Regions from separate parts of the Homo sapiens genome. Here region 1 is linked to region 2. A link is an interaction called in ENCODE POLR2A ChIA-PET data of the cell type or tissue named here. Cell type or tissue: Panc1. All regions are shown on one strand. Each heading gives the region's core, and the rest is flanking DNA. Links, peaks and the distances in the headings are about the cores only. Region 1 holds the start of KCNE3 (potassium voltage-gated channel subfamily E regulatory subunit 3). Region 2 overlaps LOC105369386 (a long non-coding RNA gene).

What was found. ChIA-PET counts read pairs that join two places held together with the same protein. Peaks named below come from ENCODE experiments on the same cell type or tissue, not always from the same donor. Only the 100,000 strongest peaks of a DNase experiment are listed, where the experiment ranks them.
Region 1: POLR2A ChIA-PET joins it to region 2 with 12 read pairs; 3 of 35 experiments call an interaction of 5 or more read pairs at or near these places.

The regions. Positions count from the first base shown.
Region 1 is chr11:74,466,484-74,481,764 of GRCh38, reverse strand. KCNE3 (potassium voltage-gated channel subfamily E regulatory subunit 3) reads left to right here and starts at 14,216. Exons shown (of 3, transcript NM_005472.5): 1 at 14,216-14,367. In Panc1, for the core only: no CTCF peak of the experiment used is centred there; no DNase peak of the experiment used is centred there; H3K27me3 peaks cover 185 bases.
Region 2 is chr11:74,576,930-74,592,210 of GRCh38, reverse strand. LOC105369386 (a long non-coding RNA gene) reads right to left here. Exons shown (of 3, transcript XR_950302.3): 2 at 14,625-14,773; 3 at 13,831-14,090. Among named protein-coding and RNA genes, the nearest start is that of POLD3, 8.0 kb to the left of the region's middle. RefSeq lists an enhancer at 10,642-10,691. In Panc1, for the core only: no CTCF peak of the experiment used is centred there; no DNase peak of the experiment used is centred there; H3K27ac peaks cover 288 bases.

The DNA of each region.
Region 1 (15,281 bases), core at 3,834-11,833, 110 kb after region 2:
ATTTTTAATAGAGATAATCCATACATATGGAATAAAATTTAAAAGGTGCAGAATAGTGGCATTGAAATGTAAGTCTTGCTCCTCCCCCTCTCCCCTGTAAACCCAGATCCCTTCCCTGGAGGGCTACATAATGAAAAGTGTCTTATTTATATACTTCAGAGTTATTTTATACATATATAAGCACACATGACTATACACATTCTTTTTTGTATAGTAGCATACCCTATGCACAGTCTTGCACTTGGGTGATTGTTTCAGACCAGTTTATAAAGGGCATCCTCATTCTTTTTAGTGACTATGTAGTATTCCATTGAATGATTTACCATGACTTATTTAGTCTCTATTGAGGACATTTAGTTTATTACTAATCTTAGGCTTTTACAAACAAAGCTATAGTGAGAATTTGTGTGCATGTATGTGTGTATGTGTGTCTGTGTGTGTTTCATACATGGTGAGTACAGAGGCTGCATTTCTAGAAATGGTTTTCTGAGTCAAAGGATATGTGTATTTTAAATTTAGTAGACATTGTCATAATTGCCTTCCATAAAAGTTATACCAATTTATACTCCTGTCAGCAATATAATGATGTAATGCCTGCATTTTAAATTTCCAGCACCTTAGAAAGCTTTTTCATTTTTTTTTCAAGGCAAGTTTTAGAGCAGGAATGAAAGTTAAAAAACTTTAGAGCAGGAACAAAAGGAAGGAAAGTACACTTGGAAGAGGGCCAAGTGGGCGACTTGAAAGACAAGTGTCTTTTTTTATTTTTAAAGACTTTTTTTGTTGTTGTTGAAACAGGGTCTCACTCTGTCACCCAAGCTGGAGTGCAGCAGCATGATAATGGCTCATTGCAGCCTTGACCTTCTGGGCTAAAGTGATCTTTCCACCTCAGCCTCCTGAGTAGCTAGGACTAGCTAGGCATGTGCCACCACGCCTAACTAATTTTTTTTGTGTTTTTTTTTTCAAAGTAGAGATGAAATCTGGCTATTTTGCCAGGCTGGTCTTGAACTTCTGGCCTTAAGCAATCCTCTTTCCTCCACCTCCAAAAGCGCTGGGATTACAGGTGTTGTGTTTGGCCTTAAAGCTTTTTATTATAAAATATTTTAAACATACAATAATGAACCGTCATGCAGCTAAAGCCATCCTCAGCTCATGGCCAGATAAGTTTATCTAAACTGGTACCCACTTCCTGCCTCCCCCTGGATTATTGTGACGCGAATAACAAATATACTGTTTCATTCAGAAATATTTCAGTATGTATTCCCAAAAGATAAATACTCTTGGCTAGGCATGGTGGCTCATGCCTATAATCCTAGCACTTTGGGAGGCCAAGGTGGGTGGATTGCTTCAGCTCAGGAGTTTGACACCAACCTGGGCAACATGGCGAAACCTCGTCTGTACAAAAAAATACAAAAATTAGCCAGGCATGGTGGTGCACATCTGTAGTTCCAGCTACTCGGGAGGCTGAGATGGGAGGATCACTTGAGCCCATGAGGTCGAGGCTACAGTGAGCCGAGATTGCACCACTGCACTCCAGCCTAGGCAACAGAGTCAGACCCTGTCTCAAAAACAAAAAAACCTGACTCTTTTTAAACTCTTTAACCACAACATCATCACCACATGTAGAAAATACTTCTTCAATATCAACAAATATTCAGTTAATGTTCACATTTCTCCAATTGCTTTTTTCTTTACTTTTAGTTGTTTTATTCAAATCAGGATCCAAACAAGATCTGGACACTGTATTTGGTTCATGTGTCTCACAAATGTCTCTTAAGTCTTTTTTTATCTGTAAGTTCCTCCTCCATCTTTTTATCTTTGCTCCTCTTGTTATTTGTTGAGGAAACAGATGTTTGTCCTATCAAGTTTTCCACAGTCCAGATTTTGTTCATCGTGTCCTCCTGGTATTATTTCATGTGTCTCTCTATCTCCTCTATTTCCTGAACACTGAAAGGTAGCTCCTGAGGCTTGGTCTGATTCAGGTATGATTTTTTTTCTTTTTCATGTCTCCTGCTAGGTGGTAGTGTGTTCTTACAGCAAGAGGGATGTAATACTAGGCTTTTTTTTTTCTCTCTCTTTTTTGTAATGATCATTTCTTAGATGCATTCTCTTATTAGATTCTATCATCCCTCCTTCACTTACCAGATGGAATCTTTCTCTGTTTTTAGAGATAGGGTCTCACTTTTTCACCCAGGCTGCAGTGCAGTGAGTGACGCAATCACGGCTCACTGTATCACGGCAGCCTTGACTTCCTGGGCTCGGGTGATTCTCCCGCTTCAGCCTCCTGAGTGGCTGGGACTACAGGCACGTGCCACTATGCCCGGCTAATTTTTGTATTTTTTATAGAGACAGGGTCTTGCCATGTCAAGGTTGGTCTTAAACTGCTGGGCTCAAACGATCCACCCACTTTGGCCTCCCAAAGTGCTGGGATCACAGGCGTGAGCCACCTAACCCAGCCAGAATATTTCTACAAAACCAACAGGATGAGCTCAAAAGAACTCATCATGACCAGCAGCAGCAGCGGTGTTGTTATTAGCATTTTATTCATTTTTTAGTTTTGTTCATATTCAATGTTTGTACTGAATAAAAATTGTTTATATAAAAGATTTGCTTTTACAGTTACATACATTGGAATTTATATTGAGTTTAAATTTTAACATATTTAGATTAAGTCAACAATGAGTAACCCAATAATTTTTTTTCCTTTCAAAGGGGGGTCTGTACATTATTCTAGTTCAAGAGACACTGGTATCAGGCCATAGTGTTACATTTTAAAAATTTCTGTAAACTGTGAGCTTTTCTACTGTGAGCCAGAGATTGTTTCTTTTTTATTTTTGTTTTTGTCTTAATATCCCAGTACCTGACATACAGAAGGAAGCAGAGCTTTAATGGCTTGTCTTATTGTGAGGAATTCCCTGCAGCCTCCACATTGGTCCTCTTTGTTGATAAACATCAACATCCAGTCTGTTAAAAATTGTGCTTTTCAATGGCAATTTCACTATTTAAAATGGTTCCCAATAGTAGTGCTGAAATGCTGCACAAGAAAACTATAATGGGCCTTATGGAAAAGACACATGTGTTACGTAAGCTTTGTTCAGGCACAACTCATAGTGCAGTTGGCTGTGAGTTCAGTGTTAATGAATCAACAATATATATGAAATAAGATGTTTTTAAATGGAAACACACATAAAACAAGGATATACATTTTTCAATAGATGAAAATAGGCCGGGCGTAGTGGCTCATGCCTGTAATCCCAGCACTTTGGGAGGCCAAGGCAGGCGGATCATCACTTGAGGCCAGGAATTTGAGACCAGCCTGGCCAACATGGTGAAAACCCGTCTCTACTAAAAATACAAAAATTAGTCGGGTGTGGTGGTGTGCACCTGTAATCCTAGCTACTCGGGGGGCTGGGGTGGGAGAATTGCTTGAACCTGAGAGGCAGAGGTTGCAGTGAGCTGAGATGGCGCCACTGCACTCCAACCTAGGCATCACAGTGAGACTCCATCTCAAAAAGAAAAAAGAAAATGGTGTGACCAGAGACAAGCAGGAACCTAACTCTTTATTTCCTCTAGGAGCCATGGTTCAGTATTCATGATTTCAACAACTTTATAGAACATAACTACCATAAAGTCAAAATAATACTACATAATGTGGAATTTATAGCATATATGAATGTAAAGTATATAACCATGAAGATAGAAGGGTGGTATTTAGAAGTATACTGTTTTAAGGCAGGGCATAGTGGCTCACGCCTATAAACCCAGCACTTTGGGAGGCCAAGGTGGGGTATCACTTGAGGTCAGGAGTTTGAGACCAGCCTGGCCAACCCTATCTCTACTAAAAATATAAAAATTAGCCGGGAGTGGTGGCACATGCCTGTAGTCCCAGCTACTCAGGAGGCTGAGGCAGGAGAATCTCTTGAACCCAGGAGGTAGAGGTTGTAGTGAGCTGAGATTGCGCCATTGCACTACAGCCTGGGTGACAGAGCAAAACTCTGTCTCAGGAAAAAAAAAAAAAAAAGAAGTAAGTATACAGTTTTAAGATTCTTTTTTTTTTTTTTTTTTTTTAAGGAGTCTCACTCTGTCGCCCAGGCTTGTGTGCAGTGGTGTGATCTCAGCTCACTGCAACCTCTACCTCCTTGGTTCAAGTGATTCTTTTGTCTCAGTCTCCAACGTAGCTGGGACTACAGGTGCATGCCACCACACCCAGCTAATTTTTGTAGTTTTAGTAGAGAAGGGGTTTCACCATATTGGCCAGGCTGGCCTCAAACTCCTGACCTCGTGATCCGCCTGCCTTGGCCTCCCAAAGTGCTGGGATTGCAGGCATGAGGTACCATGCCCTGCCAAAATTCTTATATTCGTAAGTACTAGAGTATTTTTGGCAGGCAGGCTATGATAAAAAGAAGATGCGTATGCATCTATACAGCAACCACCAAAAATAAGTCAAATGGACATAAGCAGAAATTCAATAGCGGTGACACAAATTAAATTAATAATGATAATTCACATAGGAGATAAAATTGAATAAGAATAATTTTCCAACTAAAGGTAGAGAAATGAAAATCTGAAAACAGAAATAGAAATCAAACACCATGACAGATAAATCCAAACATGAAACACTAATTTAATGTAAATGGATTAAATACTCTCATGAAAAGGCAGCATTTGCTGACCTTTTATAAATGCAAGCAATTATATGTTATTATCAAAAAACGTACTTTAACATTAAAAGACATAGACAATTTGAAAATAAAATGATAAAAAAGAAAAAAATATATATCCAGTCTGTTAAGTGGTTGTCCCAGCCCTGCTCACACACCTCCAGACACAGAACACTTACTGCCTCCTGAGGCAGCCTTCCATTCTTGCACAGTTCTGATTGTTAGAAAGTTACTCCTCAAAGCTAAAATGTGCCACCAACATTGTCATAATTCTGCCCCCCTGCACTAAGAGGACTTCCCTGGCCATGCCCTACATCCCTTTCTAGTGGTACTGACCACACTCTATTATAGTTCCTTGTTTCCATGCCCGATCCCAACCAGACTGTGAGCTCCCCAGGCAGGGACTATAGCTGTGTCATCCATGGCCTTTTCAGCCCCCAGTCCCGGGCCTCCCACAGAGGAGGCACCCAGAAACAGTCTGTGGAATCAGAGAATGGATTGTCTCAGAAGTGGTCTCTACTTCAAGTTAAACATTCCTTATTCTTATGTTCTTCATGGCTTCCAGACCCCACACCACTGCCCTCATCTCCATAGGCTCCAATTGGCTAATGTGCCCTTAATCTATGCAGCTTGAAGATAACATGTATGGTATGGTCTGGCCAGGTTCCAGCCTGTGCTGGACCCTGAGGACAGAGATGGATCCAACTTGGTCCATCTTCAAGGAGCTCACCGCCTTGTAGAGAAGACACACCTGTAAACAAACACATGCAGTAAAGTGTTATACACACTGAGAGAAGCTTGCATAGGGAACTGTGGGGAAATAAAAGAAGTACTAAGTCTTAAAAGGGAGGATGAGGGCAGAAAAGGCTCAAAGTGACACTGAATTAGTGAGGACTTTGGGTTGTAGGTAACAGGAAACCCAGCTCAAACTAGCTCAAGTGAAAAGAGAATATTTTAGATCTCATAACTGAAAAGTCTGTGGATAGACTTCAGGCACAGATTGATCCAGGGACTCAAACAATGGCATCAGGACTTGGTTTTTCTTCCTCTATTCCTTAGCTCTGCTGACCTCAGAATTGGCTTCACTCTCTCCTGTGTGGTGCCAAAGATGGCTGTTGGTCACACCACACTTAGATTCTATAGCTTAGCCACCCTTACTTCCGTATACATTCAGCCTAAGGCCCAGGAAGGATTCTGGATAAATCATCACTCCAAGGAGCGTCATGACCCTCTTGGAACAAACAGATGGGGCTTAGCCCCACCTGAACCATATGGGCTGAGAGCAAGAGAGGGAAGGGTGACTCCCCAAAAGGAAGAGAGAGGTTCTATTCCCAAAAGAAGGAATTCTGGGAAGGCCAAGACATCAGATGTCCACTATGGCTTCAGAAGATAAGAATTGTGGGATAGATAAGAAGACATGGTGTGTTCCAGGCAGAATAAGAAGCATGAGAGTCTCTGAAGTGTGAAGCTAATCTGGGGAACTCAAGTGCCTATCTTGCCCCAGACTATAGCAGGTGTTTTAGGTGCTCCATGTATATTTGCCTGGCCCTTCCATTTCAGTGCCATTTCAAATATCTGTTAGAAACAGTCATTTCAGGCTGGGCACAGTGGCACAATCCTGTAATATCAGCACTTTGGGAGGCCGAGGCAGGAGGATCACTTGAGCTCAGGAGTTTGAGACCAGCCTGGGCAACGTAGTAAAAGCCTGTCTTTACAAAAAATGCAAAAATTAGCCGGGCATGGTGGCGTACACTTGTAGTCCCAGCTACTTGGGAAGCTGAGGCAAAAAGATTGCTTGAGTCCAGGAAGTGAAGGCTGCAATGAGCCAAGATCATCACCACTGCACTCCAGCCTGGAGCCTGGGTGACAGAGTGAGACCCTGTCTTAAAAAAAAAAAAAGAAGAAGAAGAAGAAGAGAAATAGACATTTCAGTGTCTATTTCCACCTGCCAGCATCTGTACCTTTTTTCTCAGGACTTTTGGAGGGACCGGGGCTGTCAACCCATGTGTCAGGCTGGACATGCTGGAGAATTCATATCCCCCGAGCAGCCCTCAGCCAATGACTGACTCCCCTAGCCCCCTTGCCTCTAATGAGGGGTAACTCTGGATGTGTGTTCTACCCAGGCCTCTAGGGTTCCCTAGCAGGGCTAAGCTTGCTAAGGGTACACCTTATGAAAGGCTCCATTCACTCCTGTGTTACTTCACCACTCTTCTAATTGTGTTTCCTGGGATCACGTCACACATGAACCACTTGTACTCAAATCCATGTCCCAGGGCCTGCTTCTGGGAGAATCCAAGATAGCCCCAAACACATTCTTCTAAAAACAAAGCTTAAGTCAGTGTCAACACTTTTTGTTTTTGTTTTGTTTTGCTGCCACACTATCCTATTTACTTAGGTGGGATAACAAATATGCATAACATCTGAGGTACAGCCCCTCCTTCCAGGAGCTCCTGGTCTGAGGGGAAGGCAATAATAAGCATTTCATGGTTTTCAAAGTGCCTTCTCAGCTGTGAGTCCATTTGCTCCTTGGAACACTGCAAGGTTTGCAGGACCAAGATTGTTGTTGTGCAAGTGAGGAACACAGAGGCTCAAAGTGGGGCAGTGACTTGGCCCAGGTCCCAGGGCCGATGATCCTTGGCTGACCCCTTTCTTGGCTTGTGCCTGTGTCAGCACCATCCAGGTGGTCTCTTATCACTAAGAAGAATTAGGGAATCCCTCCTTCTCTGTAGGTTCAGCCAGACCTCCAGTAAAGACACCCACATCTGTTGCTTGTTTTCTAAACATTGATGACTTTGGAGGTAGAAGATTAGAAGCACCAAAAACCAAACAGCATTCTGATCCCCCCAGGGGCTGCTTCGTCTATTGCTCCCTCTTGGACTAGGGGCTCTCCCAGTGAGAGCAACATTTTCCATGCAGTCAGGGCCATTCTTCCCATATCAGACTGTACCCTGCCCAAGAACAGGGACTTACACAAGGATGATACATATGAAAAAGGGGAGATACGTGGGATGGGAGCAGTCAGGGGACACAGACAAAGGCATCTAATTTAGGGCAGGGGAGATTTCCGGGAGGAAGTAGCATCTAAGGGTGAGTTAGCCGGCCCCAGGAGGAAGTATGTTCCAGGCAGAGAGAACAGCATAGGCAAAGGCCTGAAGATGACAGAGAGTATGTGGATATTTGAGGAACTGAGATTGTCCCCTCCTGCTCCTTTCTGGGGTGAAAACCCAAGCTCGCATCCTCCACCCACATTCCTTAGTTCTTCTACTCCTTCCTCCCACCCCTTGCCTGGAGCACGCTGAAAAGGATCAGGGGAGGACCCTACTCATCTGACAGATGCACTGCCTGTGCTGGATCCTTCCACGTGTCCCTTCATGGGTTCACCACCCTTCTCCACCCACAGTAGGCCGCCTGACTCTGGAGCTTCCAACTGGGTTGAGCCAACAGGAGGCAGTGGTAGAAGACCACAGGATGGGAGGGGAGAGAGGGAAAGGTGCTTGTTCCCCTGGCTCTCTCCCTGCGAGAGGTTAGCCTCTACCAAAGGCCACAGCTCCAGCCGAGATGCCCTCCCCACCACTGCCCTCTCTGAGTTCCAGTAACCCCTTCCTCCCCTTGCCCTGTCAGCCCAGGTAGTTTTCATCCTCACTGTTGCTAGCCAGACATACTGCACTATTTTGTCTTGATTTCCTAAGCCCTCGCCACACTCTGAATTACCCATTTTCAGGGTGCCATCTGTTTCCTACCTGGACCCTGGTGACGCACAGCCCTAATCCACAGTTAGAGGATGGACGGGGTATGCTAAGCCCTGCAAAATGCTGGGAACCTGGGAGGAGTTATTGAGTTATTGGTATTCAGCTCAATTCCACCTCACTTGCCTATCTTTTTTTTTTTTTTTTTTTTTTCCCCTGAGACAGAGCCTTGCTCTGTCGCCCAGGCTGGAGTTCAATGGCATGATCTCGGCTCACTGCTACCTTCACTTCCTGGGATTGAGCAATTCTCCTGCCTCAGCCTCCCAAGTAGCTAGGATTACAGGTGCCCGCCACCACGCCTGGCTAATTTTTTGTATTTTTAATAGAGATAGGTTTCACCATGTTGGCCAGTCTGGTCTTGAACTCCTGACCTCAGGTAATCCACCCGCCTCAGCCTCCCAAAGTGCCGGGATTACAGGCATGAGCCACCGTGCCCGGCCCCTCACTTGCCTCTCTCCAGCCCAACTCACGAGGGTCCAGAGCTGTTCTAAGCACAATATTTGCAGCAAATAACAAATCCACAGGGATGTATTACTGACCCTGTTTTCAGAAAAGGAAACTGAGTTTCAGAAAAAGAAATTGCCCAAATTCATGTAGTTAGAGGCAAGTCCACTGTTTGAACTCCAGTCTAGACTCCAAAGGACCCAATGAGACAGCAAGAGTGAAGATGCTTTTGCAACTATGAAGAGCCACCATACCTGTCCAAGCTAAGAACTGTGGTGTGGTGCCTGACCCTCCCCACAAGGCTGAGTTTTGAAGAAGGTCAGATCTGGCAGGAGCCCTAGAGATGAGACAGTCTCACACCATCCTGTGCAGAGAGGGAAACAGGTCCAGAGAGGACAAGTAGTTCCGCCAAAGATGAATATTTGCTGTTGGAATCAGAATGAGACGCACATCTTCAGACACCTCATAAACACATCAGTGAGAAGGATGTAGCACTCCCCTTAGAGAGGGATTTGGAAGAGAGAGAAGAAGAGGGGATAGAGAAGAGGGAACGAGCTGATTTCTGGGCTGTAGCATTTCAGATTTGGGGAATGCAAGGGATTAAGGACCAAACTGACAAGCCAGGAGGAGATAAGACCCTGAAGGCACAGACACGGGCTCCTCATGAATAATAGAATAAAGTAACTTGATGTGACTGTGAAACTTCCTCTGTGAGTCACACTGCATTTCCCCCTGGTGACCCAGTCTTCTGAAACTGTTGACAGGTACCATCCACACTCACCCTACCTCTCAACATTTTCCCCCCACTTCCTAGACCTTAAGTTAGGAACATCAAATATATCAGAGTCATCTGGTTAGGCGTTACTGAAAAATCAAGATGTAACTCAAGGGATACCAAGGTGGAAAAGAAACAACTGGTCTCTGTTCTCATAGCGCTTCCAGTCCAATGGGAAAGGCAGGCCCCAAACAGATAAACAGAAGATTGGGTTGAGTTCTATGAAGAAAACAAACAGGGAACTGGATGGATGATGGTGCCATTGACTGAGACATAGGAAAGTGAAAGGGAAAGAAGTCAAGAGTCCCAGTCCCCACATTATCCAAACAGAGACATCAGGGAGGTTGTTGGATATGGGAGTTCGATGCTCAGAGGAAAGGTTTGGCCCAGAGGTTGAAAAAGTCTCCTACTGACCTTTGAGGCTCTCTCAGGTTCTATCTCTTCTTGGAAGCTTTCTCTGATAACATAATTCCTAGGGATCTTCCCTCTCATGACCATTATTCACTCACTCATATATTCAACAAATTTTTACTAAGATCTCCTCTGTGCTAGGCTTGGTGCTGGGAATGGCTTAGTGCCCTCAATGAATTTATGTTCTAGGTGTGGAGTCAACCAATAGAGGAGACAATTGTAACACAGAATGGTAAGTGCTGTGTGAGAGGAAAGCCCGAGGGGCTGTAGGAGCAGAGAAAGTGGGCTTCTGTGCCAGCCAGGTCCTTCAGGAAGAAGATGGCCATCTCATATGGATAATTCAAGAAGGCTCTATTCAGAGATGGGCAGGGAGTGGGGAAACCACAGGGGTTGTGAGGTATCCTGGAGCTGAAAGCACCTGGGCATCACTACCACCCCTAGGACTGAAGAGGAAAGAGAAGGAGGTGGTTACAGGAATCCAGACTCAGGGAGAGCTCTAAGATAGGGCTGAGGGCAGCGGGAGCTGTGGGCCTCAGTTGAAGATGCAGCAAGAACAACAACAAAAGACTTTTTTTTTTAAGTAAGTGAAATATATCAGAATCATCTGTTAAGGTGTTACTGAAAAACAAGGCAGGGGATGGAGGTAGGGAGGCAGGAGAAGGGAGGAATTAGCATTTATAGATTGGATGCTCAGGGAAGGCCTCACCAAGAAGGTAACATTTAAGCCAAGACTTGTTTGTGGCATGTCTCTAGGTGAGTCTTCCCCTCATCCCTTCAATCAGCTCATCCTACCCTCAAATTCCATCCACCCCACTCCCCCATCTTCCCAGGGTCAGGGCCATGTCTCCAATGTCTTTGGATTAGGGAGCTCCTTGAAGTCCCTGTCAGACTAGAGATCCCCAGAGACAGGAACTCTGTTTCCTCCTGCTCTTTCTCATCCAGTGACAATAGAAGCTGCCATTTATTAAGCCTATGCCTCATGCTAGGCCCGGCTCCAGGCATATTAAACGCATCACTTCATCTAAGCCTGCTGGCAAGGCTCCAGGGCACAGGTGGGGAACATGAGGCAGCTCAGCCCCCTTTCCAATGGCCAGCTGCCTTCCCTGACATGGTTGCTGCCTTATCCTCACCCCAGAGAAGGGGGAGTAGAGGATAGACCTTAAATTCTTTTTTTTTTTTTCTTTGAGACAGAGTCTTGCTCTGTCACCCAGGCTGGAGTGCAGTGGCGCAATCTCAGCTCACTGCAACCTCTGCCTCCCAGGTTCAGGCGATTCTTCTGCCTCAGCTTCCCAAGTAGCTGGGATTACAGGTGCATGCCACCACACCCAGCTAATTTTTTTTTTTTAATCTTTAGTAGAGACGGAGTTTCACCATATTGAGCAAGCTGGTCTTGAACTCCTGACGTCGTGATCCGCCACCTCCCAAAGTGCTGGGATTACAGACGTGAGTCACCACGCCCAGCAAATTTTTTTTTTCTTGAGATAGGGTCTCACTTTGTTGTCTAGGCTGTAGTGAGTGCAGTGGCACAATCTTGGCTCACTGCAGCCTCAACCTCCTGGGCTCAAGCAATCCTCCCACCTCAGCCTCTCAAGTAGCTGGTACTACAGGCACATAGCATCATGCCCAACTAATTTTTTTATTTTTTGTAGAAATGAAGTCCCACTATGTTATCCAGGTTGGTCTTGAACTCCTGAGCTCAAGTGATCCACCCACCTCAGCCTCCCAAAGTGTTGGGATTACAGGCATGAGCCACTGCTCCTGGCCGACCTTAAATTCTTGAAAGACTGTAAAAGGGAACACAGATCAGACTTCTATTTCATGTCTCCAATGGGTGCAAGGACCAAAGGGTAGAAGTCAACAGGAAGCAGTTTTTGTTAAAATGTGAGAACATCCTAACAATCAGAGCTGTCTGGCTGCCTTGCAGGCATTGAGCTCCCTAGAGGTGTGCAAGAGAAGCTGGATAGCCTCATTTCAAAAATGAAATAGAGGCAGAGTGTGGTGGCTCACACCTGTAATCCCAACACTTCGGGAGGCCAAGGCGGGCAGATTACTTGAGGTCAAGTGTTCGAGACCAGCCTGGCTAACATGGCAAAACCCCGTCTCTACTAAAAATACAAAAATTAGCTGGGTGTGGTGGTACACCTGTAATTCCAGCTACTCAGGAGGCTGAGGCACAAGAATTGTTTGAACCTGGGAGGCAGAGTTTGCAGTAAGCTGAGATCACACCACTGCACTCCAGCCTGGGTGATATGTTTCCAAAAATAAAGAAATGGGAGAATCTGTTAGGCTCATGAGGGATTTGACTAGGAAACTCTTGAGAGTTCTTCCAATTTACATTCCAGAACCCTAAGATGATATGATTCTAAGACTTTGGTTCTAAGATTTTATTAGAACAAAAGACAATCCCTATCTTCAAAGAACTCACAACCTAGCAGATGGGGTGGACAAATGGTTACTTTCTATAACTGTCATAGACAGTCCTACAGAGTAAATGCAAGGCCGTGGGCAGGATCTGAGAAAGAACCCTGACCAAGCCAGGACTGCTTCCTCATGGCTAGTCTCAAGAACCATTTGCATCAGAGTCATTTGGAAATCTTGTTTGAAAATGCTGATTTCTAGGCTCTACTCCAGATTTCCTGAATTAGAACCTCTGGAGTGGAGCCCAAAAGTCTACTTAGTAAAACAAGCTCCCCAGGGGATTCTTAGGCAGATTGAAAACTGAGGTTGCAGGATGGGCACAGTGGTTCATGCCTGTAATCCCAGAACTTTGGGAGGTGGAGGTGTGCAGGTCACTTGAGCCCAGGAGTTCGAGATCAGCCTGGGCAACATGGAGTAACCCAATTTCTATAAAATACAAAAATTAGCCAGACATAGTGGTGTGTCCCAGTTACTCAGGAGGTTAAGGGAGGAGGATCACCTGAGCCCAGGAGTTCAAGGCTGCTGTGAGCCATAATCACTCCACTGCACTCCAGCCTGGGTGACACAGTGAGATCCTGTCTAAAGGAAGGAAGGAAGGAAGGAAGGAAGGAAGGAAGGAAGAAAGAAAGGAAGGAAGGAAGGAAACTGAGATTGCATGCTTAGGTGATTAGGATGACTTTTCTGAGAGGTGATCTCCAGACTGAGAAAAAGGAATAGTAGGGTCAAAACAAGGTGGGTACAATATACCCACCTTGTATATTGTATACAATATACAATATACCCACCTTGTAGTAGGTCTTTTTAAAACGATAGCACTTCTTAGATATATTCTGGGATTCTGTAATTGAGAGTATGTGCTTCAGATATCCTGGAGCAGACCTTTGCAAGGGAGTGAAAGAGCTGGCCTGAGGCTGTTATTAATTATTCTGAGGCAGTGAGCTGGTAAAAGGGCACCCCACAGGGTCCCCCGGAGAAATTCTCTGCAACTGTCCCTTCCTCTGCCACTAGCCTCCTGGCTCTTATTCCTCAGCTGCCCCGGCTGCCCCAGTTCTCTGAAGCCTGCAATGTCACCAGCAAGGAAACAACAGTTTGAGTGAGGGCATGGTGGTGGGAAAATAAACTGTTCTGGGACAGAGATGAGTAAGGTGCGGCTGAACACAAGTTGGTCAGGCACTGTCACGAACTTTTGAGGCTTGGTGGAGGAAACATTTGCTGGTGCTACTCAGAGACAGAGGGGTGTGTAGTGGATTTTGGGTCTGGGCTCTGCTACCTGGGCAAATCCCTTCTCCAACTGGGCCTCTGCGTCCTGTGTGGAAAAGAGTTTGTGTAAGAATCATATTATTTTGCTGTTGACCCTTTGGTTTTAATACTTTGGACTCAAAGGTCTCATCTGACCTCAACCATAAGCCTGTGAAGAATGCATGGAGGAACTGTACCAACTTTACAGCCAGGCCAAGGCCCAGTGAGGGGCAGCGACTCGCCCACCACCACACAGCCACACTGGAGCAAAACCGACTCCTGGAGATCGGCCTCATGCTGGGCTTGCTGAGGCCCAGCGGAGCGAGAGGCTTTCGGTCTCTGGTCCAGGAAGCAGGCGCTGCAGGGGACGGAAGGGTCGGAGCCCACAGCCGGGGGAGGCCAAGGAGCTGGGCGGAGGCACTCCAGGCCAGCCCGGGGAGAAGTGGGTGTGCTGGGGCCCGGGCGGGGCAGGGGGAGGGGACGCCCGGGGGAGGGAAAAGGGAGCCGAGCGCGGGTGGGAGCCCAGAGCCAGAGAGCGCGCTGGGCGGTGCTGGGCACCCGCGGAGTGGAACGGGGCTGGTGGAATGCACAGGGTCGCAGCGCTTGGGCCACCCTCGGTCAGAGGGCGCCGTGTCCAGCGAGCAAACGGGCGCCCCGGAGCCTTGCTGAGAGGCAGGTAAGGCACCCACCCAGCTGGGAAGGCTGAGCTGCGGCCTGGGGTGGAAATGAGGGGTCTTCCCGCCTCCCTTCCAAGGGCCACGGCGCGCTCTCCGTGAGACTGTGGAACCGAGGGGGAGTGGGGGAGGGGTGGGCGCTGCAAATACCAAGCTAGTCCTCCCGGATCCTCCCCGATCCTCCCGAGCGCAGTGATCGTGGAGCAGCATGTGGGAGTAGGGAGCTGGGCTCTGCGCGCCCCGTCTGGAAACCGTGGGGACTTGCGCCGTTATTCCCAGCCCTCAAGACGGCCACAAGAAAAGTTCCTCCACACCCACAGACGTGCAAGCGAACACTTGCAGCTGGCAGCCAGTGCACACGCAGAAACGACATTTCAGGACCCAGCACAGTCTCATTTGGCTGGAGCCACCGGCTCTGCGGAGCTGACTTGCCCATTCCCTCTACACCTCACTGTGTCCTTCACCCTGTCTGACCTAGTCCCGGGAAACCTGGTGACTCCCAAAAGCATCTTCTGCTGCCAGTAACATAGGTCGAGGCTGGGAGTCGGGAGACTTGAGTTCTAGTTTACAGGCTGTGTAAACCCGGGCAGTCATCCCTCAGCTCTGCGCCTTGTGCTCGCTTTTCCTGGGCCACCATTTGTAAAACGGGCCTCCTGCTCCTGTTGCCTGCATACCCCATGGGACAGAAGGGGAAAGGGGGATTGGACCTCAGAGTCTCTTATCTCGAAAATAAATGAGTTTAGTTCTTGCGTGAAAGCCCACCAGAGTATCCCTCCTAAAATCCTCTCCACTAATTTGCATATAGGGAAACTGATGCCCCAGGGGAGATGATTTACCTAAGGTTACAACAGAGACCAAACAGAATTAGAACCCAAGTTTCCTCAGTCCTAGCCCAGGGCTCTCTCCACTTCACCTA
Region 2 (15,281 bases), core at 3,812-11,811:
TTGAAAACAAGTAATTTTAGTAGTGCTGCCAACTGGGGAAAAGTACTGCCTGTTATAATCCCTCAGAGTTGAGAAATTAGGGAAGGTTTTTCCAGAGGGGTTGAGGAGAGGCTGAGTGTTTCGGATAGAAGCAGGAGAATTTGCTGGAAAAGAGTTCATTATCTCTGGATTGTTAGGAGAAGAGGCGGATGAGAGAGACTTGGGAGAAACCAAATCGTTGTGCCTAGGAGACTGTGAAGAGGCGCTTGAGCTGTGTTCTCAGGAAAACTTGGAGAAAAGTTATCAGGTTGGGGAATTTCAACTCAAATTTCTCCTAGTATCACCCCCGCAAAAATCTTTAATAATTGACTTCAGCATAAGCCGGTGCAGTTCAGTATCGCAGGTGTAGTGCGTAAGAGAGTGGGCTCTAGAGTCAGACTTACTGGGTTTGAATCCTGGTTTTGCTGTTTGTTGTGTAAACTTAGGTAATTCTTTAGCCACTAGGAGCCTATTTCCTTATCTATAAAATGGGAATAATAACAGTACCTACTTCAAAGGCTTGTCGCGACATGCATTCATTCAAAGCATAGCAAAATCCTGAGAAAGGCCAGATACTATTCTGAGTGTTGAGGTGCTGGGGCTGCAGCTATGAGCAATAATAAACCGAGCCTGTTCACATGTAACTTACATTCTGAGATTTTTAAGTGAAAGATAGTGGTGGTTTAAAATAGGGTAGCAGACCGGGCGCGGTGGCTAACGCCTGTAATCCCAGCACTTTGGGAGGCCTAGGGGGATGAATCACCTGAGGTCAGGAGTTCGAGGCCTGCCAGGCCCACATGGTGAAACCCTGTCTCTACTAAAAATATAAAAATTAGCCGGGCGTGGTGGCACGTGCCTATAGTCCCAGTTACTCCCAGGGCTGAGGCATGAGAATGTCTTGAATCCAGGAGGTGGAGGTTGCAGTGAGCCGAGATCATGCCACTGCACTTCAGCTTGGGAAACAGAGAGAGACTCCGTCTAAAAATAAAATAAAATGGCTCGGCGCAGTGGCTCACACCTGTAATCCCACACTTTGGGAGGCCGAGGCAGGCAGATCACCTGAGGTCAGGAGTTCGAGACCAGCCTGGCAAACATGGCGAAACCCCGTCTCTACTAAAAATACAAAAATTAACCAGGTGTGGTGGTACACGCCTGTAATCCCAGCTACTCGGGAGGCTGAGGCAGCAGAATCACTTGAACCTGGGAGACCGAGGTTGCGGTGAGCTGAGATGGTGCCACTGCACTCCAGCCTGGGAAACAGAGTGAGACCCCCCTCAAAATAAATAAATAAAATAAAATAGGGTAGCAGTGCCAGGCACAGTAGCTCACACCTATAATCCCAGCACTTTGGGAGGCCAAGGCAAGTGGATCACTTGAGCCCCAGGAGTTCGAGACCAGCCTGAGCAACATACTGAAACTCCGTCCCTACTAAAAAAAAAAAAAAAAAAAGCCATGGTGGCACGAGCCTGTGGTCTGTGGTCTGTGGTCCCAGTTCTGAAGTGGGAGGATGGATTGAGCCCAGGAGGTAGAGGTTGCAGTGAGCACTTGATCATGCCACTGCATACAGCCTGGGTGACAGAGTGAGACCCTGTCTCAAAAAATAATAATTTTTTTTTTTTTTGAGACAGAGTTTTGCTCTTGTTCCCCAGGTTGGAGTGCAATGGCGCGATCTCGGCTCACTGTAACCTCTGCCTCCCGGGTTCAAGTGATTCTCCTGCCTCTGCCTCCCAAGTTGCTGGGATTACTGGCATGCGCCACCACACCCGGCTAATTTTGTTGTAGTTCTAGTAGAGAGGGGGTTTCGCCATGTTGGCCAGGCTGGTCTCGAACTCCTGACCTCAGGTGATCCACCTGCCTTGGCCTCCCAAAGTGCTGGGATTACAGGCGTAAGCCACAACGCCAAACCAATACATTTTTTAAAATAGAGTAGTGGTAGTGGAAATTGAGAGAACTGAGTGACTTGAGTTTTGTTTTAGAGTCGGCAAAACCTGCTGATGAATTACACGAGTGGAGTGTGGAAAAAACAGGAATCAAGGAAAATACCTAGATATGGAACATAAATCTTTAGGTAAATGGTGATGCCCTTGACTGAGACGTGAAAGACTGGAAGCAGATGAGAAAATCAAATAATTCTATTTGGCCAGTTACAAATGAGATAATATACATAAAACTCTCATGCAGTACCTGCACACAATAAAATCTATGATCGTTGACTATTACGTTATTATATACCAGACCTACTATACCAGGTACTTTAAGAGCAATATTTCATTTAGTCCTCATAGCAATGCTGCAAATGTATTATATTGTCCATATTTTATTTTATTATTTATTTATTTATTTTGAGACGGAGTTTTGCTCCTGTTGCCCAGGCTGGAGTGCAATGGCGCAATCTCTGCTCACTGCAACCTCTGCCTCCCGGGTTCAAGCGATTCTCCTGCCTCAGCTTCTCGAGTAGCTGGGATTACAGGCATGCACCACCATGCCCAGCTAATTTTGTATTTTTAGTAGAGACAGGGTTTCTCCATGTTGGTCAGGCTGGCCTCGAACTCCCGACCTCAGGCAATCCGCCCACCTCAGCCTCCCAAAGTGCTGGGATTATAGGTGTGAGCCACCGTGCCCAGCCTGTTTATTTATTTTGTTTTATTTTTTGAGATGGAGTCTTGATCTGTCGCCCAGGGTGGAGTGCAGTGGCATGATCTCCACTCACTGCAACCTCTGCCTCCCAGGTTCATGCGATTCTCATGCCTCCACCTCCTGAGTAGCTGGGATCACAGGTATGCACCACCACACCCAACTGTATTTTTAGTAGAGAGGGGGTTTCGCCTTGTTGGTCAGGCTGGTCTTAAATTTCTGACCTCAAGTGATCCGCCCACTTCGGCCTCCCAAACTGCTGGGATTACAGGTGTGACCCACTGTGCCTGGCCATTGTCCATATTTTAGAGACTGGATTGTTGCGGCTCAGAGAGAAATAGATTTTTCCAGGATTATTAGGTGGTTGCTGTGGGATCAGAACTCAGGCCTCTTGTCAGTGCTCCACAGGAGTGGGAAGTAAGTCAAGATAATTAGCTAGGGAAGAGTCTTGATACTTATCCCTATGCCAAATGGAGCAGATGACAATGAGGTGGCTACATTGTCTGGGCTATATACCCTGGGGTTGGTAGTCTGGCACCAGGAAAATTTAGGACACTAACACACACGAAGAGTTTAGGAGCGGAGGTTTAATAGGCAGAAGAGAAAGAGAAACAGTTCTCTTTATATATAGAGAGAGGGGTCTCCTAGTGATCATGGTGGCAGATGCGCTGGACTTTATAGTCCAGCTTGAGGAGGCGGTGTCTGATTTATGTAGGGCTCACAGATTGTTTCGATCAGGTGTGACATTTACATAGCCCAGGGGTGAAGGCTGGTATCCCCACCCTGATCTTATGATGCAAATGAACTCTCCTTGGCTGGCACCATCTTGTCTGCTCCTTACTGTACATGTGGCTGGCAGAGAAGGGATGATGGAGTCGCCATCTTGAACATGTCTAGTCCCTAGTTCCTGCCCACATTCACCCGTGCAAGCTCCCAGCTTGCTTGTCTATGTCTGAAGCTCAACTTTACAGGCTGGTCTTTGTTAGAAAATGATTTGGGGCTGCTTTTCATGAAAAAGAAAAGCCTTACCATGGACTTCTATACCCTTACTATCTGCCTAAGTGATTTCTTCTTAACTCCTATATCAACCACACTGTTTAGAGTGCCCAGCCCAACCCAATGGACCTGCCAATATTAGGGTTGAATGACTTAGCTGGATTAGTGGTTACCCTTGGGAGGGTAGAAACTGGAAGGGAGTATGAGGAGGCTTTTGAGATGAAGGTAATATTCTTGATCTTGGTGCTGGTTGCATGGTGTGTTGAGTTTGTGAAAATGATTTGAGGTATATACTTTTGATATGTATAGTTTTCTATATGGATGTTTGCGTGAATCAAAAGTTTAAGGAAATTATTTGAGGAATCTTAACTACAGTGTCAAGTCTTTTCAAACTAGGAAAATAGAAAATAGGTAGAGGTATTAGAAAGAATGGGTTTAATCTTAACCTTGGACAATAGAAAGGAGATTCTGGGAAGAAGGGATAATGGGCAAAAGTGGTGCAAAGCAAGGCAGTAATTGGATTATCAAATCAAGATAAATAATGAAAGGTATCTCCAAGTCTGGGTTGGGATAATGGGACTAGAAAGGAATGACTACAGCTCTGCACAGGATTGGGTAGGCTGGGGGTTGGGTTAAGGGCAGGAGAGCTGGAGGGGGAAGAGAAGAGATAGCTTTTCTGTTTCTGTGTCTAAGGCCTATCCAGTTTGATTTTTCCTTTTCCAATTTGGAGCGTAATTGAATGAAAAGCATATGGGCTTTGGAAACAATGTTTCTTGTGAGAAGCAAGAAAGCAAACAAACAAACAAACAAACATCTGGGCCTGAATTCCAGCTTTACCACTTACTAGCAGTGTGGCTTTAGGCAAATCATTTAACTTCTTTTATCATCTTAAAAGAAGAGAGATAATAATATCCAGCGATGTACAGATAAATGTGTAATAACCAACTTGCTAAATAAAAAAAGCCCTGATTTGAAGTGGTTGCACTTCTGTGGTATAAATACTCCACATAGCAGAATTCAAGCTACAGATATTGATGCCATAGAATGCAGAGTTAGGAAGAGATGCACAGTATCACACCATTATTTCCATCATACAGACACAATAAACATAAATAACCTCAAGAGCATAGATAGGCCAGGCACAGTGACTCACATCTGTAATCTCAGTACTTTGGGAGGCAAAGACAGGAGCATCCCTTGATCCCAGGAGTTCGAGTCCAGCTTAGGAAACATAGTGAGACCTGTCTCTCTATAAAAGAAAAACACAAATGAAAAAGAGCATAGATAGTAGTAAAACACTTAGGAAGTGATGAAATTTGAATATTGTCTTGTGTTTAATATAATTTGATTGTACATTTATATAATTTAATTTTCAGTAATGGCTCTGTTTAACTGACTTGCAAACTTTCTGAAAATTTAACATTCAGCTCTCATAAGCAAGTGCATCAACCAGCTCTCGTGCATCACTGTAAATAATTTATCTACCTTGCATGATTGAGAGGGTTGAAAGTAACATGTTCTGTGCCTTGGAGATAATTAAGTGCTCCATAAATGGCAACTATTATTATATAACAAACACTTATATACCACTGACTACATGACAGGCTCCATTCCAAGTGCTTTACAAATATTAACCCATCTAATCTCTGTAACAACCCTAGAAAGTAAAGCATGTTATTATTCCCTTTATTCAGAAAAGTAAACTCTGTCACAGAGAGGTTAAATAACTTGCCCAAGGTCACAAAGCAACACAGCTAGAAGTATAACCCAGGCAATCTGGCTACAGCATCCATGATCTTAAACACTGTGTTTTGCCATCTCATTATTAGTTTACAACTGTACATATAAAACCAATAATAAGTACAGTGAACTCTAACACATTTTATTGCAGAATTTTGGGATTCCTGTGCACATCAGTCAAGTGAGAATTACTTTCAGTAGAAACCAAGTAACAAATTGGATATGTTGAGTATCACATCATATGACAACATAGAGTCCAGGCAAATAAAAGTTAATCTTGAAAGTTTTTGAGTCAGGTGTTGGAGGTAAGGGAAGTTTGAGGGGAGTATAGACCTTTGATTAGATTTAGAAGGGAACTACAGCTAGCAAATGCCAGTGAAGAAACCTAGGACTGTGTCCAGGAGATTAGTATTTTATCTAGATAATGCCTGAAGGCTTCATTTTAGGGTCAAAAGTAAACCAGAAAAGAGAACTCCTCTGTACTTTTACTGCCATGAATCCCAGATGAAGAGTCTTTTAGGTTGTATACATTGCTTGGATGATAATAACTATCATTTATTGAGCACATACCGTGTTTTGAGTACCTTGCCTAGAGTGGCTTATTTAATCCTCAGCCAATCCTGTTAGATTCAATTATCCCTTCACCAAAAAAGGACCCAAATTTGAGATCAATTTTATGTTGTTAATGGGAAGAGTTAGTAGAAAACAATTCCATGTAAGTTCTAAGACAAGGTTTGCTTAAACAAATAACTAAGTAGCACTTTACAACTAGCCTCATCCTAATATAATAATAATAATGACAACACCACCACCAGTGTCTAATAGCTTCTTAATAAATGTTTACTGATTTAGTTTTTTTGTTTGTTTGTTTGGTTGGTTGGTGTTTTGAGACAGAGTCTCACTCTCTTGCCCAGGCTGGAGTGCAGTGGCATGATCTTGGCTAGCTGCAACCTCCGCCTCCTGGGCTCAGGCAGTCCTCCTGCCTCGGCCTCCTGAGTAGCTGGGATTACAGGCACCTGCCACCATGCCTGGCTAATTTTTATATTTTTAGTAGAGATGGGGTTTCACCATGTTGTCCAGGCTGGTCTTGAACTCCTGACCTCAGGTGATCCATCTGCCTCGGCCTCCAAAGTGCTGGGATTACAGGCGTGAGCCACGGCGCCTGTCCTGACTTACGTGTAATTACACTAAAAGCAGTGAGATTTAAGGGGAAAAATATAGGACTGAGAAAAAAGGAGACCTCAGAGTGTTCACTATGAATTACCATTCACTGCATATGTAGGCACGATGCTAGGCCTTTTACTTGAATATTTTCATTTAATCTTTGGAACGACCAATAAAGTAAGTATTATTACTTACCTACTATTATCTGTATTTTATAGATGTCACTTAGCTTAAATTATTATCCCTATTGTACAGATGAAGAAACTGGAGCTCAGAGAAATTAAGTAACTTATCCCAAACCACATAGGTAGTAAGTGGTAAAGATGTGTTTCCAGCCCAGGTATGCCCAAAGCCCATGTTCTCAACACCGTGGTTATCTTTACACGATAGCATTTGGCTGATTTTTGTTCTCTTCTTTATATCTATTTTTTCTTATATGTGTTTGGAAATTTTAACAAGAGTCCATATCATTTTTATTTATTTATTTTTTTGAGATGGAGTTTCACTCTTGTTGCCCAGGCTGGAATGCAATGGCACGATCTCGGCTTACCGCAACCTCCGCCTCCCGGGTTCAAGTGATTCTCCTGCCTCAGCCTCCTGAGTAGCTGGGATTACAGGCATGTGCCACTACACCCAGCTAATTTTGTATTTTTAGTAGAGACAGGGTTTCTCCATGTTGGTCAGGCTGGTCTCGAACTCCCGACCTCAGGCAATCCGCCCACCTCAGCCTCCCAAAGTGCTGGGATTATAGGCGTGAGCCATCGCGCCTGGCCAAGAGTCTGTATCATTTTTATAATCAGAAAAGAATGAACATATTTTCATTTTGAAAAAAATGGAGCATTTAGCAATGTCAAATTAACTCTTTTTATTCCAGTTCTCTGTAATGTTTCCCTATTTAAAATGTAAAAGGCGGCTGAGCGAGGTGGCTCATGCCTATAATCCCAGCACTTTGGGAGGCCGAGGTGGGCGGATCGCCTGAGGTCGGGAGTTTGAGACCAGCCTGACCAACATGGAGAAACCCTGTCTCTACTAAAAATACAAAAATTAGCTGGGTGTGGTGGCAGGCGCCTATAATCCCAGCTACTCGGGAAGCTGAGGCAGGAGAATCGCTTGAACCCGGGAGGCGGAGGCTGCAGTGAGCCTAAATCCTGCCATTGCACTCCCCTCTGGGCAACAGAGTAAGACTCCATTTCAAAAAAAATAAAATGTAAAAGGCAATCTCCAGAAAGGACTAGCACCACCATTCCTACTTACAACATCTTAAATGTCACTTTAAAAAAAAAAAAAAACAACAACTCACTCCTTATTCCTTAAGGATGAGGCTTACCATATGTGCCTCATGTTGAGAACAAAAGCAGTTCTCCAGAAGCCAGAATAATCAATCAGCCAAAGCATTTTCTAGCGAAAAGAGAGGTCAGACAAAACTGTTGGGGATGTTGGTGTCAGGTGCCACCAGCAGTGGGAACCATAGGACCGAACCACCTCAGCCTCCATGCCTCAAAAAAGAACCTAAGATAGGTGTCAGAAGTAGAAGGCTGACCCTCCTCTGTCTTCTTCGTCATCCCCGCTTCATCCCAGAAATAATTGCATCAGACAGTCTAATGATTCTGACAGGGCATGGAGTGGGAAATCTAGACAGGGCTCAATATTGGGGCAGGGTGATGAGCAATCAACCTATATGCAGGCAGGATCCCCAAACTCAGAGGAGGGAAGGAGGCCAGGCCTCTGGACAGGAAAGGAAGCCCTTGGGGGCAACTTAGGAACCCTATCAGTTGGCTAGCCTTCAGGGATACTACAGGTTTATTGGGGGTAACGTTTTCCAAGCAGGGTAACAGGTCAACTAAGGAGTATAAGATTAAAGTAATCTTAAGACCAGGCTCGGTGGTTTATGCCTATAATCCCAGCACTTGGGGAAGCCAAGGCAGGAGGATCACTTGAGGCCAGGAGTTTAAGACCAGCCTGGACAACATGGCAAAACCCTGTCTCTACTAAAAAATACAAACATTAGCCAGGTGTGGTGGCTCACTCTTGTAATCCCAGCTACTTGGGAGGCTGAGGAGGGAGGATCGCTTGAACCCAGCAGGTGGAGGTTGCAGTGAGCCAAGATCCTGCCACTGCACTCCAGCCTGGGCAACACAGTGAGACCCTGTATCAAACACAAAACAAAAAAAGAAGTAATCTTAACACCAACATATTTCTTGTTGACACAGATGTATTTAGTAATTAGATCACTCATTCATTCATTCATTCATTCATTCAACAAACATTGCTACAGGCCTCTTGTATACCAGGCTCTATGTGATTAATCGGGACACAGCATGGTCTTCATCTCTGGGAGTTTACAGTCTGTATAGGGTAAAGAGCAATACAGTGTGAGGAAATCACAGTGTGCCACAAGAACCTGGAGGAGGCAGCTCACCTAGCCCAAAGATCAGAGGAAATCAGGGAAAGACTTTGGACCTGGATACCAGGGATATATACCACGTAATCCTTCCTTTCATTTGGTGCAATATATAAGAAATGAAATCAGAGTGCTGTCTTTTTTTTTGCCAGGCTGGAGTACAGTGGTGCAATCTTGGGTCACTGCAACCTCTACCTCCTGGGTTCAAGCAATTCTCATAACTCAACCTCCTGAGTAGCTGGAACAACAAGTGTGTACCACCACGCCTGGATAATTTTTGTATTTTTGGTAGAGACAGGGTTTCACCATGTTGGCCAGGCTTGTCTCAAACTCCCGGCCTCAAGTGATCCACCCACCTTGTCCTCCCAGAGTTCTGGGATTACAGGCGTAAACCACCACACGTGGCCAGAGTGCTGTCTTTGTTACAACTTTTAACAATACATCACAAGCCTGTATTTCTTCTTTTTCAAAAAGTTGTTTAGGCCAGGCATGGTGGCTCATGCCTGTAATCCCAACACTTTGGGAGGCTGAGGTGGGAGGATCGCATGAGTCCAGGAGTTTGAGACCAGCCTAGGCAACACAGGGCAACCCCATCTCTACAAAAAAAGAAAAAGAAAAAAATAGCCAGGTGTGGTGGCTTGTGCCTGTAGTCCTAGCTACTCGGGAGGCTGAGGCAGGAGGATCACTTGAGCCCAGGACGTCAAGGCTGCAGTGAGCTATGATCATGCCACTGCACTCCAGCTTGGGTGACAAAGCAAGACCCCATCTCAAAAATAAAAGCATTTTTTAAAGTTGTCATAAACTTTTATGAGAACATGTGTATCTTACATAGACTGTCTTGTGGAATGTATAGCTACCCAGGCCAGGCCAGGCCAGGACACATCACGCTCATGACAGCTGGTGACGTAGGAGCTCAAGGACAGTGAGATAAGCCTGCAGGTGCTTGTTCTAAAACACCTTATCAGTGCTATAAAAATCAATGTAAAGTCCCTCAGTTACCAAAACTAAGTGGGTGAGCCAAGAGGACACTGTGATACTGGTTTTCCTGTTCTATACCTATACCACCCCGTCATGCTCCCAGCCACACTCACATCCCAGCCTGTTTATTCCTCAGCTCGCTCACCAGAGGTTCACATCTCTACCTTTGCTGCCTCAGACATTCAGAAAAAGAGCAGGAGGACCTTCCATCCCCACCTTGCATATGCTTTGTATAAATTTTTTCCTTTCTCCCTTCCCTTGGGGGCTGGGAGAGTGCTTGGAGTAGTGATGCTAAAAGTGAAGATAACTGGAAACTGGCTATGGGCAATTTTGTCTTAAGCACATCATTTCTGAATTTTTTGTTTTTTTGTTTGTTGTGAAACAGAGTCTCCCTCTGTCACCCAGGCTGGAGTGCAGTGTCGTGATCTTGGCTCACTGCAACCTCCGCCTCCTGGGTTCAAGCAATTATCCTGCCTCAGCCTCCCGAGTAGCTGGGATTACAGGCGCCCGCCACTATGCCGGGCTAATTTTTGTATTTTTAGTAGAGCTGGTGTTTCACCATATTGGCCAGGCTGGTCTCGAACTCCTGACCTGGTGATCGCCCACCTTGGCCTCCCAAAGTGCTAGGATTATAGGCGTGAGCCACCGCACCTGGCCTCTGAATTCTTACAATGTGTGTCAGGTGGGGTTGGCATTCAGGGCTAGAAAGAAGCATATGATCATTTTTTCAGAGAACATTGGTTTCTGCCCCCAAACACTGCTGGTCAGGGAGGCTTCCTGAGGAGCTGTCACATGGTCTCAGCTTTCATGTCAGGTAAAGAAGGGCAAGGGCTGTTCCAGACACAGTCTGGATGGAGTGAGCTGCTCTCTTTGCCTCATTGTCTTTTGACCTAATTGCTTCTTTCTGTATGACTGCTCTGTTTTCTTCTCTGCTTAACCACAGTTTTTGTTTCCTCATAATTTTAGTGTAAACACAGCCATTGTTGCCATGGCTCATCTCAACTACCACTTCCAGCTTTTGGCCCATGACTAACTACAGATTTTCTCAACAGTTCCCCATTTTGTAATTCCTAAATGGTCCAGTCCAATTTGCTCAACTTATTTCAGTTTTAGGTTTTTTTAAAATTTCAGATTATCAAAATTTTTTCAGGATACTAAGCAGCCCGTGGACAGGTCCTCTTGGACAAGTGCTCATTCATTCATTCCTCACTTGTTCACTGAGTTTCTTCTTAGACTTCACTATATATATGAGATACAATAGTATACAAGAGACATATGGCCCAGGTTGGAGACAGATAAGTTAACAAACAGTTAAAAGACCATGTTGGCCAGATGCGGTGGCTTATGCCTGTAATCCCAGCACTTTGGGAAGCCGAGGCAAGTGGATCACCTGAGGTCAGGAGTTCAAGATCAGCCTGAGCAACATGGTGAAACCCCTCTCTACTAAAAATACAAAAATTAGGCTGGGAGCAGTGGCTCACGCCTGCAATCTCAGCACTTTGGGAGGCTGAGGCAAGTAGATCACGAAGTCAGGAGTTCGAGACCATCCTGGCCAACATGGTGAAAACGCGTCTCTAGTAAAAATACAAAAATTAGCTGGGTGTGGTGGCGGGCGCCTGTAATCCCAGCTATTCGGGAGGCTGAGGCAGGAGAATTGCTTGAACCGGGAGGCGGAGGTTGCAGTGAACCGAGATTGCGCCATTGCACTACATCCTGGGCAACAGGGCAAGACTCCGTCTCAAAAACAAACAAACAAACAAACAAAAAAACAAATATTAGCTGAGTGTGGCGGTGGGCACCTATAATCCCAACTACTCGGGAGGCTGAGGCAGGAGAATTGCTTGAACCCAGGAGGCGGAGGTTACAGTGAGCCGAGATCATGCCACTTCACTCCAGCCTGGGCTAAAGAGCGAGACTCCATCGCAGGAAAAAAAAAAAAAAGGAATGCATTGAATTTGGTCTCCGTCAGCTAGAAGAGTGACAGGCACAAAAGCCAGAGTTCAGTAATTTAAGGAATGAAGAGTGAGAAGAACTGAAGATAGAAGGTGAGGACAACTCTGGCCAATTAAATACATGGAAATGGAGAGGTGGAAGGAGTTGAGGATGGTCGTGAGCTTCATAGCATGTCTGTCTAAGCCACAGGGCTAGGAGGTGGTGGTGGACGTTTGTGTTAGGAAAAGGCATGCCAGGCATTGTGGGGTCTGCTCCGTCTAGAGTGTTGTCAGTCAGGGAGGCCTGACTGGAGGAACTGAAGGCTGGAATCTGCAGGAGGGGACATGGAATTCTTCAAAGGCCTTTTCATCCCTGGTTCCCAGCACCCTGCTTGGCTAAAACTGGAATGGACAGGCCCTTAGCAAATATTTATTGGCTGGAAACTGAATGCCTGGTGAATAGATGGATGGGTGGATGAAATTGAATTAAATATTGTTCTGCTCTATAGTCCTTTTTGTTGAGTTACAGAATATTGTTTGTGGAAGGTGTTGTCTACTTTTCCTTGCACCACTGCAATGACTATTGTCTGTTATCAAGTGAGCATTATAGATAAGCTAATGGGGAAATCCAGCTTCCTTCAAAGACCCAATGATCAGAAATGAGGACAGAGAGGCAACGAGCCCAGGTCCTAAACAGGCTTGAGGGCTGCAAAGAGCCCTGCTGCTAGACCCCACAGGGAGGCTTCACGTGTTCCTACGTACAACCTTGACACACAGTACTTTAGTAAACATTCCATATGTTTGGGGTTGACCAATTTAAAGTATCTTACCTTTCAATATTTTCTTCTTAAGGCAAAATCAGATAGTGGACTTCCCCAACTAACTTCCCTCATTTTCCCTTGCTCTATGATGCCTCCACCACCCCTCTGCTGTCCCTGTACCTGCCCTATTTCAGGCCCTCCTATCATCAGTCTTTTCTTTTTAAGTTGTTTTTCTACTAATAAAGGAAATGCCTGCTCGTCCTCATCTTTTCTAGCTTCATCTCTCCTCCAATCCGCCCTCCCTGGCCCTGGTTCATCTTTAACACAAGTTCTAGGATGATGTTTCTTTTCTTTTCTTTTTTTTTTTTTTTTTTTGAGACAGATTCTCGCTCTGTCGCCAGGCTGGAGTGCAGTGGTGCGATCTCGGCTCACTGCAACCTCTGCCTCCTGGGTTCAAGCGATTCTCCTGCCTAAGCCTCCCGATTAGCTGGGGCTACAGGTGCCCACAACCACACCCAGCTAATTTTTATATTTTTAATAGAGACGGAGTTTCACCATGTGGGCCAAGATGGTTTCGATCTCTTGACCTCATGATCCACCTGCCTCGGCCTCCCAAAGTGCTGGGATTACAGGTGTGAGCCACTGCACCTGGCCAGGATGATGTTTCTGAAACACAGATCTGATGATGTTACTCCCTGCTTAAAACCCTTTGGTGGTTCTCTGTTGATTTTAGAATAAAGTCTCTCTCTCTCTCTCTCCTTCCTTCCTTCCTTCCTTCCTTCATTCATTCCTTCCTTCATTCCTTCCCTCCCTCCCTCCCTCCCTCCCTGCCTCCCTCCCTCCTTCCCTCCTTCCTTCCTTAATGGAGTCTCACTCTGTCACCCAGGCTGGACTGCAGTGGCACGATCTCAACTCACTGCAACCTCCACCTCCCAGGTTCAAGGGAGTCTCCTCCCTCAGCCTTCTGAGTAGCTGGGACTATAGGTGCATGACACCATGCCTGGCTAATTTTTTTTGTATTTTTAGTAGAGATAGGGTTTCATCGTGTGGGTCAGGCTGGTCTCAAACTCCTGACCTCAAATGATCTGCCCACTTCAGCCTCCCAAAGTGCTGGGATTACAGGTGTGAGCCACCGTGTCCGGCAAGTCTCAGTTTCTTAGTAGAGAAGACGGGAGCGTTCAAGGCTCTTCAGGGTCTGGTCCTTCTTCCACCTTCCTCTTCAGCAATGTCAAACTGCAGTAGCGCCAGCATCATCCAACAGCACACACCTGCTATCACAGCCACATGTCTTCGCTTCCTGCTTCTGCTGCAGCCTGAAATACTGCCCTTGACTCTGCTCCATTCCTTTATGTCTGGAAGCTTGAGAGCCTCCTTCCTGGCATTTGTCTCATGGCCTCCTGCTGATTAAACACAGTCCAGATGGTGCTGCTGCTTCTCATCTGGCTGGGCAAGATTCTGTTTCAGCTCCTGATTTCCATGAAATATGCAATCCCATCAGGCATTTGGGGATTTGGGCAGTGTACTAAGGATGTGAGGAGTGTGGGGGAAGGGGTACACTGCACAGTTCCCACAATTTACACCTAAGATTTCCCACCTGAGGTCTCTCCTCTCCAAAATTCCCTTGTTTCAGCCAGCTTCCCAGCCCAGGGTATTTTAGTCTTCCCCCTTCTCCTTGTTAGGAACACATGTGTGCATGCATATATGTGTGTGTGTGTGTGTGTGTGCATGCATGCATGTGTGTGCATGCGTGTGTGTGTGCATGCATGTGTTGCGTGTGTGCATGCATGTGTGTGTGAATGTGTGTGCATGCATGTGTATGTGTGCGTGCGTGTGTGTGTGTGTATATGTGTGTGTAAACCTCCCTTGTCTCATGCAACACAATCCCACCCTTTCTCTACCCAAGTTCCAAGAGGCTATAGGGTAGTTTTTCATAGATTATCCTAATTTCTTCTCAGGATACTTTGGCACCTGTTGCTAAAAAAATTAAAGAGGCATCCATACCTTACACATCTCTCTCACTGAGTTTGCTGTGAGCTCCTGAAGGCCAGGCCCATGTCTAATTCATCACTGGTCCCTGTTCCAGCTGGAGCCTGGCACAGACATGGCCAGGACATAAATGAGCCACCGGACTGTGGTGTGGCTAGAAGAGGCTGGGAAGTATGGGATAGCAGGTCAGTAAGGAATGCCTTCATTTTTCATCCTGGAGAGTTGGGTTTCTGATGAGCTGCCCCCACCCCCCATTGTTCTCAGAGCTGATTCATACCCAGAAATATATCCTCTGCCTCTGTCGATACATCTTGGCCTTTGAGAACCCCATTAGGCCAGACAAAGGGAACGTCCATCTGCTGGGCACTTTCTTTCTTTTTTTTTTTTTTTTTGATACAGAGTCTCGCTCTTTAGCCCAGGCTGGAGTGAAGCGGCGTGATCTCAGCTCACTGCAACCTCCGCCGCCTGGGTTCAAGCAATTCTCCTGCCTCAGGCCCCCGAGTAGTTGGGATTATAAGTGTGCACCACCACCACGCCCAGCTAATTTTTTGTATTTTTAGTAGAGACAGGGTTTTGCCATGTTGGCCAGGCTGGTCTCGAACTCCTGACCTCAGGTGATCCACCTGCCTCGGCCTCCCAAAATGCTAGGATTACAGGTATGAGCCACCGCGT